2 separate regions of the Homo sapiens genome follow, and region 1 is linked to region 2. Evidence: read pairs that join two places in POLR2A ChIA-PET (ENCODE). Cell type or tissue: PC-9. All regions are shown on one strand.

The links. Peaks named below come from ENCODE experiments on the same cell type or tissue, not always from the same donor. Only the 100,000 strongest peaks of a DNase experiment are listed, where the experiment ranks them.
Region 1: POLR2A ChIA-PET joins it to region 2 with 13 read pairs; 2 of 35 experiments call an interaction of 5 or more read pairs at or near these places.

Annotation. Positions count from the first base shown.
Region 1 is chr11:67,860,483-67,865,482 of GRCh38, forward strand. The region is part of intron 3 of LOC112268076 (translation initiation factor IF-2-like); the gene reads right to left. It also overlaps the pseudogene ENPP7P7. Among named protein-coding and RNA genes, the nearest start is that of LINC02754, 21 kb to the right of the region's middle. In PC-9, no CTCF peak of the experiment used is centred here; no DNase peak of the experiment used is centred here; H3K27me3 peaks cover 944 bases.
Region 2 is chr11:68,014,741-68,019,740 of GRCh38, forward strand. ALDH3B1 (aldehyde dehydrogenase 3 family member B1) reads left to right here. Exons shown (of 10, transcript NM_000694.4): 2 at 557-719; 3 at 3,787-3,897; 4 at 4,033-4,153; 5 at 4,430-4,515; 6 at 4,975-5,000. The coding sequence starts at 558. Among named protein-coding and RNA genes, the nearest start is that of ALDH3B1, 6.9 kb to the left of the region's middle. RefSeq lists an enhancer at 1-461. In PC-9, no CTCF peak of the experiment used is centred here; DNase peaks (open chromatin) are centred at 81 and 2,341; H3K4me3 peaks cover 519 bases; H3K27ac peaks cover 2,148 bases.

The DNA.
Region 1 (5,000 bases), 150 kb before region 2:
GTAAGTACAGAGTTCTGGAGAGGGAAGGAACCGAGAGATTTAAACTAGCAGAATGAGCCGCTCACCCTCAGAGTTGCTTTTAATCTTGGCGAGAACTGAGGGGAATTTTGACAGGGTTCAGGGGGACTGCGGGGAGTGGGGCTGGGAAGTGGCTATTTGCACGTGTGGTCAGCAAATCCAGTGAGGGGGTCCATGTACTGTGGGCAGCCCCGCAGATGGAGTTGGGATTGCCCTAGACTGAGTACTGGGTCATCAGTACTCAAGACATCGAGGCCCAGGCTGGTGCAGGAGATACATTGCACTGCTTCAGCCTTTCTTCTATCGCTCCTCTCCAATGACAGTCCCCGATTTTCCACCGAGGAGTCACTAGTTCCCCACGACATGTGTGCGACTGGCCATTCCCCACCTTGATCTGGAGCTGGGGCATGTGGTCCCAGCCTGGATGTCAGTATCCTTCCACCACCCTGGCCACAGTGATTGGGTCTGAGAAGCAGATTAGCCAAAGGAGAAACAGTCTTGGAAATTTCATGTTCATGCTTAAGAAAGTAAAATGGAAAGCGGGGGGAGGGTCAGGGGTCATTCTGATGATATAGTTTTAGGACCTGGATGTAGCCACACCTGTAGCTGTCAACTCTGTGCCATAATACTGCTTTTTTTTTTTTTTCCTTCAAATTTAAATACTTTCTAAAGGCAAGGTCTTGCTATGTTGCTTAGGCTGGTTTTGAAAAGTCCCTTTTGGGGGGATGCTTTCACTGCTTCACTTCCTTTCTATGACAGCTCAGGGAATCAGAAGACAAGGGAGATGATTTTTTTTTTTTTTTTTTTTTTTTTGAGACAGGGCTTGCTCTGTTGCCCAGGCTGGAGTGCAGTGGTGCAATCACAGCTCGCCACAGCCTTGATCTTCTGGACTCAAGCGACCCTCCTGCTTCAGCCTCCTGAGTAGCTGGGACTGTAGGTGGGTACCAACATGCCCAGCTAATTAAATTTTTTTTTTTTTTTAGAAGTGAGATCTCACTATGTCACCCAGGCTGGCCTCAAACTCCTGGGCTCAAGTGATCGCCCTGCCTTAGCTTCCCAAACATACAGGTGTGAGCCCCCACACCAGTCAACGCTGTGGTTTTATGCACCTGGTGTCCCCCTATGCCCTGAGCAATGATCCTCCTGCTTCAACCTCCCAAAGTGCTGGGATAACAGATGTGAAGCAGCATGTGTGGCCCACATAGTATTGTTATGGGTTAAATTGAGTTCTCCTCAAAACATGTTGAAATCCTAAATTCTAACAGCTCAGAATGTGACCTTATTTAGAAATAGAGTTATTGCAGGCCAGGCGTGGTGGCTCATGCCTGCAATCCCAGCACTTTGGGAGGCCAAGGCGGGCGGATCACCTGAGGTCAGGAGTTTGAGACCAGCCTGACCAACATGGAGAAACCCCTTCTCTACTAAAAATTCAAAATTACCTGGGTGTGGTGGCACATACCTGTAATTCCAGCTACTCGGGAGGCTGAGGCAGGAGAATTGCTTGAACTCAGGAGACGGAGGTTGCATTGAGCTGAGATCGCGCTATTGCACTCCAGCCTGGGCAACAAGAGTGAAACTCCGTCTCAAAAAAAAGAAAGAAAGACAGAAAGAAAGAAAAGAAAGAAATAGGGTTATTGCAGATGCTATTGATTAGGATGAAGTCATCCTGGAGTAAGGAGGGCCTAAGTCAATGACTGGTGTCCTTATAAAAGAGGAGAGGACACGCCGAGTCACAGAGACACAGGGAAGAAGGCCATGGATTGGACGGAAGATTGGACTGATGCGTATGCAAACCAAGAAACACTGAAGACTGCCAGGAGACCACAGGAAGCTACGAAGAGGCAAGGCAGGACTCCCCGACAAGTGCAGGAGGGAGCGTGGCCCTGCTGGCACCTCCGTTTCAGACTGCTGGCTACCAGAGCCACAAGACAATCAATTTCTCTGGTTTCAAGTCACCCAGCTTTTGGTACTTGGTTGTGGCAGCCCTAGGGAATGAATATAAGCACTTTCTCTTTTTTTTTTTCTTTTTTTGAGATGGAGTCTCGCTCTGTTACCCAGGCTGGAGTGCAGTGGCGAGATCTCAGCTCACTGCAGGCTCCACCTCTTGGGTTCACGCCATTCTCCTGCCTCAGCCTCCTGAGTAGCTGGGACTACAGGCGCCCGCCACCACGCCCAGCTAATTTTTTGTATTTTTAATAGAGACAAGATTTCACCGTGTTAGCCAGGATGGTCTCCATCTCCTGACCTCATGATCCGCCTGCCTCAGCCTCCCAAAGTGCTGGGATTACAGGCATGAGCCACGACACCCGGCCGAATATAAGTACTTTTAAATTAACTTTCCTCTTCTCTCCATCTTCTTCTAAATCATCATTTTTGCCTAAGCAACAGCTAGGGTCTAATACAGATGTGATGACTCACTTCAAAGTGGGGGAAGCCCCCATGTGCACCCAAAGCTCCTGCTGCCTTGGCCATGGCTTCAGATACTGGACCATCATTGTGGAGGCTTGCTGGAGATCTGAGCCAGGACACCATTCTCTGTTGCCTTTAAACAAAGGCTGGTGCTCGCCCAGGCATGTAAGCTCCACCGAGGATCTATTTGGAGGACAGAATTCTGAGATGACCCCTTAGGTTCTTGCCCTGGATAAATGCCAGGTGTAATCTCCTCTCCCCTGGAGTGTAGGCAGGACCCGTGGCTTGCTTCTAATCTATATCTATGGAAAAGTTGAAGGGATTTTGCAGATGTAACTAAGCCCCTAATCCATTCACTTTGAGTTAATCAAAAGGGAGATTATTCAGGGTGGGCCTGACATCTTCAGGTGAGATCTTCAATGAAGGTCTGGAAGAGAGAGACTCCTTCCTCCTGGTTTTTGTTTTTTGTTTGTTTGTTTGTTTTTGACATGGAGTCTCACTCTGTTGCCCAGGCTGGAGTGCAGTGGCACGATCTCGGCTTACTGCAACCTCTGCCTCCTGGGTTCAAGTGATTCTACTGCCTCAGCCTCCCAAGTAGCTGGGATTACAGGTGTGCGCCATCATGCCCGGCTAAGTTATGTAGAGACGGGGTTTCACCATATTGGCCAGGCTGGTCTCGAACTCCTGACATCAGGTGATCCCCTGCCTCGGCCTCCGAAAGTGCTGGGATTACAGGCGTGAGCCACCATGCCTGGCTGGTTTTGAAGAAGCCAGCCACATGAGTTTCACAGTTGCATGGAAATAAATTCTGCCAACAACCATGTGAGGTTGGGAGAAGACCCCAAGCCTCATATGACACACTAATTCCAGCCGGCACCTTGATCACAACCTTGTAAGAACCTGAGCAGAGGACCCAGCTAAAGCTGCACCCCCAGACTCATGACCCACAGGAAAGGAGAGGTAATAGATGGATGTTTTAAGCTGCTAAATTTGTGTTGATTTGTTATGCAGCTTAGAAAATGAATACATCATTCCATTTTTAAAAAATCATAAGCTAATCACACCATTCGATTTCTTTCTTTTTTTTTTTTTTTTTTGAGACAGAGTCTACCCTATCACCCAGGCTGGAGTGCAATGGTGCAATCTTGGCTCACTGTAACCTCTGCCTCCCAGGTTCAAGTGATTCCCTTGCCTCAGCCCCCCAAGTAGCTGGGACTACAGGCAAGCACAACCACACCCAGCTAATTTTTATATTTTTAGTAGAGATGGAGTTTCACCATTTTGGCCAGGCTGGTCTCGAACTCCTGACCTCAAGTGACCTGCCTGCCTCAGCCTCCCAAAGTGCTGGGGTTACTGACATGAGCCACCGCACCCGGCCTGACACACCATTCAACTTTAAGGAACTTCCAGGTGCTGTGGTCACGCCCCTCTTGTGTGGCATGCAGGTGGGGAGAGATGGGTTGGAAGATGACTGGATGGGGGCATGGAGCTAGGTGGGAAGAGGAAAAGTGTCTTGAAGGAAGTAAGTCCCTTCAGATAAGGGAGGGAGAAGCTTGATCAATATGCAGACTTTCACAGTCCTTCAGTCCTGGGGATATTGGTGGAGAGACAGGTCTTGCCTTACATTTGAGAGTTACCATCCCAGGCAGAGGCCCTACTTCCACCTTCTTGCAGGTGGGGCTGGCGAGCAAATACTTAGAGGAGAAACGAACACCCTTTGTAAGAATGTGAAAAGTTTCTGGAGTGGAGAGATGATGAAGCAGGATATTTGGAGTCAACAGCCAAGGTTTTTATTTTATTTTTTATTTTTTATTATACTTTAAGTTTTAGGGTACATGTTCACAACGTGCAGGTTTGTTACATATGTATACATGTGCCATGTTGGTGTGCTGTACCCATTAACTCGTCATTTAACATTAGGTATATCTCTTAATGCTATTCCTCCCCCCTCCCCCAACCCCACAACAGACCCCAGTGTATGATGTTCCCCTTCCTGTGTCCATGTGTTCTCATTGTTTAATTCCTACCTATGAGTGAGAACATGCGGTGTTTGGTTTTTTGTTCTTGCAATAGTTTACTGAGAATGATGGTTTCCAGCTTCATCCATGTCCCTACAAAGGACGTAAACTCATCATTTTTTATGGTTGCATAGTATTCCATGGTGTATATGTGCCACATTTTCTTAATCCAGCCTATCGTTGTTGGACATTTGGCTTGGTTCCAAGCCTTTGCTATTGTGAATAGTGCCATTATAAACATACGTGTACATGTGTCTTTATAGCAGCATGATTTATAATCCTTTGGGTATATAGCCAGTAATGGGATGGCTGGGTCAAATGGTATTTCTAGTTCTAGATCCCTGAGGAATTGCCACACTGAATTCCACAATGGTTGAACTAGTTTACAGTCCCACCAACAGTGTAAAAATGTTCCTATTTCTCCACATCCTCTCCAGCACCTGTTTTTTCCTGATTTGTTAATGATCGCCATTCTAACTGGTGTGAGATGGTATCTCATTGTTGTTTTGACTTGCATTTCTCTGGCCAGGGATGATGAGCATTTTTTTCACGTGT
Region 2 (5,000 bases):
CCCAGGCTGGGGACAGAGGAAGACGGAGAATTCTGTGTCTGGAGTGCTCCAAGGTGGTGGCCATGGTGGCAGTGAGTCACCCCCTCTACTCATCAAGCTCCTGCTTACACCATTCAGACTGGCAGGGGTGAGGCTGCCCCGCCTCCAGGAGGGGCATCAGGGCAGGGCAGAGGCCATGGCTTGGGGTTAATTTCTGTGCGGCAGGAAGAAGCATGGCGCTCTGCCTGCCTGCTCACCCTCGGGGGCTGTGGTGGAGCAGCTGTCCCCAAGCCCACACCCAGTCCTGCAGCCGCCTCCAGGTCCATGGCAGAGGGGAGTGGTGCGAGGGTCTTCATGTGTGTCTGGGAGTGCTCACTGTTGGGTGAAAGGGGTTGCAGGCAGCCTCAGTCCCTGTGGGGTCATCTGAGTGGGTCCCTGTGTGTGTATAAGGTAGAGGTGTCTGCAAGCCCCTGTGGGTGCAGGCAGGTCAGGGGTGCCCAGACCCTGGGGCGGCTGGGTGGTGCCCATGAAGGAGGGGCAGCCCTGGCCACCCAGTTCATGCCACCCCATCTGGCAGGATGGACCCCCTTGGGGACACGCTGCGGCGACTGCGGGAGGCCTTCCACGCGGGGCGCACGCGGCCAGCTGAGTTCCGGGCTGCGCAGCTCCAAGGCCTGGGCCGCTTCCTGCAAGAAAACAAGCAGCTTCTGCACGACGCACTGGCCCAGGACCTGCACAAGGTGGGCTGGGGTTGGGGGTATGAGAGGGTGCACTGGGGCAGGGGGGCATGGAGGGCAGCTGGGACAGCAGGGGATGAAGACACCTGCGCCCTCCATGAAGCGGGGCTAAAAGCAGCTCCTCCCCTAGGCCAGAGCCACCCTTGCACATTCATCCAGTCACTTATTTCTGTATTCATGCAGCAACTATTTGCTGAGCACCTACTATGTGCCAGGTACTGTTCTAGGCTCTGGGGATATAGCAGAGAATAAAACACAGTTCCCATGCCTACGAAGATGACCTTCTATCGGAGACAATAAAACAGCAAATAAATAATTGCACAGCAAGGCCGGGCATGGTGGCTCACACCTGTAGTCCCAGCACTTTGGGAGGCCGAGGTGGGCGGATCGCTTGAGGCCAGGAGTTCAAGACCATCCTGGCCAACATGGCGAAACCCCGTCTCTACTAACAATACAAAAATTAGCTGGATGTGGTGGTGGGCACCTGTAATCCCAGCTACTCAGGAGGCTGAGGCATGAGAATCGCTTGAACCTGGGAGGTGGAGGTTGCAGTGAGCCAAGGTCACACCACTGCACTCCAGCTTGGGCAACACAGTGAGACTCCATCTCAAAAATAATAATAAAGATAATAATTACACAGCATATTGGGTTGAAATATGTGCCCTGGAGACACACCCAGGGTGAAGGGGAGAGAGGGGGCCAGGATCAGGGTGCTGTTGTATATGTGGGGGTCAGGGAAGGTTTCTCTGAGAAGGGGGCTTTAGAGCAGAGACGTGAAGATGGAGGGGAGGCTCCCCATGGATGCTGGGGAGATGGCAGCGGGCACAGCACGTGCAAAGGCCCTGAGGCAGGAGGTGCTGGGTGTTTCTGCTTGAGGAGCAGCAAGGAGGCCAGCATAGCTGTCGGGGGTGGGAGAGGAAGAAACAGCAAAGATGAGGTCTGGGGTATGGGCCACACTATGTAGGGCCTCGGAGGCCGTGAGGCCTTGGCCTTCTCTCTGGGTACAGCAGGCATCATGGCCTCTGTCTAGACCCTGAAGGCTTGGGGCCTCAGCCCCTCCCAATCCCAGTGGCAGCCAAGGCAGAACCCCAAGAAACACACTTCCCCCAACCCCTCACCCATCAGGGCCCATGCACCTGCCTGCCCCTGCCTCAGGACACCTGCCCCTGCCTCAGGACACCACCTGCCCCTGCCTCAGCACATCTGCCCCAGGGGCTGCCCCCGGCTCCTATTCTCTGGACAAAATATCTCCTCCCTTTGCCTTGAAGGCTGTAGTGTTCAGACCTTCCCCCAGCCCATTGGGCTCCCTGGGGACTGACTCCCCCGCCACCACTGAGCTTCTGCCACCGGCCGCCTGCCGGCCTTCATGAGACTTGACCTGACGTCTGTCTGGTCCCTTTTCTCCCTTCGGCTCTGATTCCACCTCCTGCCTTCCCATCCCAGCTGCAGGAGCGGGGCCCTACAAAGGCAGCAGTAGCCCAGAACATTCAACCTGGTCCCTCCCTCTGGACCTGGTCACCCCCCTGTCCCCACCCTCAGCAGGCAGCATCTGCCCAGCGTCACGTGCACCCTCTCAGTTAACCCTTTGGTGAATCTGGTTGGGCAACCACACCCAGTGGCCCCCAGAAGAGGCTCAGAGAGAGTGTGTTCTTGCCCAAGGGCATGCAGCCAGGAAGAGCAGAGCCAGAGTTTGAACCTGGCTCAAAATAGCCCAGTCTCCCAAAGTCAGGTCCCAGGTGACCTAGGAGGTGTGGCGGGCAGGCCACCAGGCTCATGGGGCCAGAGCACAGGCTGTGGGAAAGTCCGTGTGGAAGGCACCTTCCCCCAGCCTCAGTGGCTAGGAGGTGCCAGTGGGCGTGGCGTCTTCCTCCCTCTTGGGGCTCAGCTGTAGCCCTGGCCTTGCCCCTGGTTCGCTGAGTGACCTCAGGCAGGGCATCTCCTTCTCTGGGCTTCGCTGGTCCTCTGGCCCATCCAGCACCCCACTGGCCCGTCCCCCTCTGCCCTGACCCGGGAGAGCCTGCACCCCATAACCTCAGGCGCTGCCTCAGCCAGGGAGCCAGCCTGGCCCCAGTGTCCCTGACCTGTTCTCCAGCGGCCTGCAGCCTGCTGCCTGGCTGGTCTCTCCTCCCTTGGGGCGCAGAGGGCAGGGAGCACTGGCTAGCCGAGAGCAGGACAATGTCCCTATTGATTCGGGTCTCCTCACTCCTGCTTAGAAGCCTGACAGTGGCCCTGGCCCCTGGGCTGTGGGAACTGACAGCATTTACCTAGGGGTGGCTGTGCCTGTGTCTCCTGTGGACCAATCTCCACCCTGCTCTTTGGGAGACTGAGGTGGGAGGATTGTTTGAGGCCAGGAGTTCAAGACCTACCTAGGCAACACAGCAAGGCACTCTGCAAAAAATCAAAACAAACTTTTTTTGAAATTAAAAAAAAACAAAACCCTAAGTCAGATCCCATCCCTGCTCTTCTCAGGAGTCCTTGCCTGGCTGCCTGGCCCCCTCACCTTGCCCACTCTGCTTCTTGCTAAACAGGAGCAGAGCAAGCGCACAGCCACCTCGGGGCCTTTGCAGCCGCCAGGGCCTCTGCCCAAAGTATGCCGCCTCCCAGTACCCACGACTTGCTTGTTCCTTGACTTCAGGTCACTGCTCCAATGTGACCGCCGCCTGGAGACCTGCACTGACCGCTTTGTAAAAACAGCACACACACACATGCTCATGTGGATGTATACATGTGCACACCTGTGCACGCCCACAGCCACACGCTCCAGCAGTCTCCACCCCCACCCTGCTCCATGATTTCCCTAGCACAGCCACGTCCTAATGGAGCCGTCAGCGTTCTCACTTTCACATGGAACGACTGCCCCCTGCAAGGTCGGCCTCAGGGCCGGTCCCTCTGTTTGGCACAGAGACAGCACCTCACACAGGAAGCACGCACTGAACATGGAGTGAGTGAGTGAACGAATGAATGAAAATGAATGAATGAGTTGTGGAAGCAGGCCCTGCCTGGAGGAGGCTGTGCCCTCCTGCCAACTCTGGGAATCCTGGCCCACCCTGACCCCACCCACTTCCTGCAGTCAGCCTTCGAGTCGGAGGTGTCTGAGGTTGCCATCAGCCAGGGCGAGGTCACCCTGGCCCTCAGGAACCTCCGGGCCTGGATGAAGGACGAGCGTGTGCCCAAGAACCTGGTGAGCCGGCCGGGCTGAGGCGGGCAGGGGGCTCAGGGGATATTTGCTCCCACAGGGTGGCCCCTCTGGGTGGGAGCTGGCTGCTGAGGGGCCGGGGTGCTGAGCACTTAATTTCATCCCCGGCTCCCGGCCCAGGCCACGCAGCTGGACTCCGCCTTCATCCGGAAGGAGCCCTTTGGCCTGGTCCTCATCATTGCGCCCTGGAACTATCCGCTGAACCTGACGCTGGTGCCCCTCGTGGGAGCCCTCGCTGCAGGTGAGAGCTGGGCCTGCCCCTTCCGGTCACCCTTCTCCGCTCGAGGCCTCAGGGCCACCCATGGATCCCAGGAGGACATGGGAGAACTGGCCCAGGTGGCAAAGAGGACTGTCTGGTCCACCGTCCCCGGGCTGTGTGGCCCTGGGCCCGTCATGTTACCTCTCTGAACCAGGTTCTGCATCTGAAAGTGGGTGAGGCTGATGCCTGCCCTGCAGGTGTGTGGAGACCAGGAGCTGGCTACGCCTCCTCCAGCTCTCTCCCTGCACTGCCCTGCAGGGAACTGTGTGGTGCTGAAGCCATCGGAGATTAGCAAGAACGTCGAGAAGATCCTGGCCGAGGTGCTGCCCCAATACGTGGACCAGGTGAGCAGGGCTGCCGGGCAGGTAGAGCGGGAACAGGCAAGGCTCAAGGGCTGGGCAGCCCCTGGCATGGAAGGGCCTGTCAGTCAGACCCGAGTCCCCACCTCAATCCTGCCTCTTCTGAGTTGTGTAAACTTGACCAAGTCACCGCCCCTGTCAGCCTCAGTTTCCCTCTGAGGAGCAGCGAGGGCAGCCTGTTGCCCAGGGGTTCCGTGTCTGCCTCCACCTGGCCCTGGCATCAGCCCCTCCAGCGCCAGCTGGACTCCAAGCTGGGCCTGCCAATGCCAGCCAACCTTGGGGAGCTCCCTTCTCCCCACTTTGCCTCCACCCAACCCTCCTAGAGCCCTGGCTGGGTCAGGCCAGGCGGGGTGGAGGCAGGGCAGGGTCCAGGCAGGGCGGGCTGCTCCCTTGTGTTCTCGGAGCTGGGGTCCCAGAAGGAGCCTCACCCATCCCGCCTTGCAGAGCTGCTTTGCTGTGGTGCTGGGCGG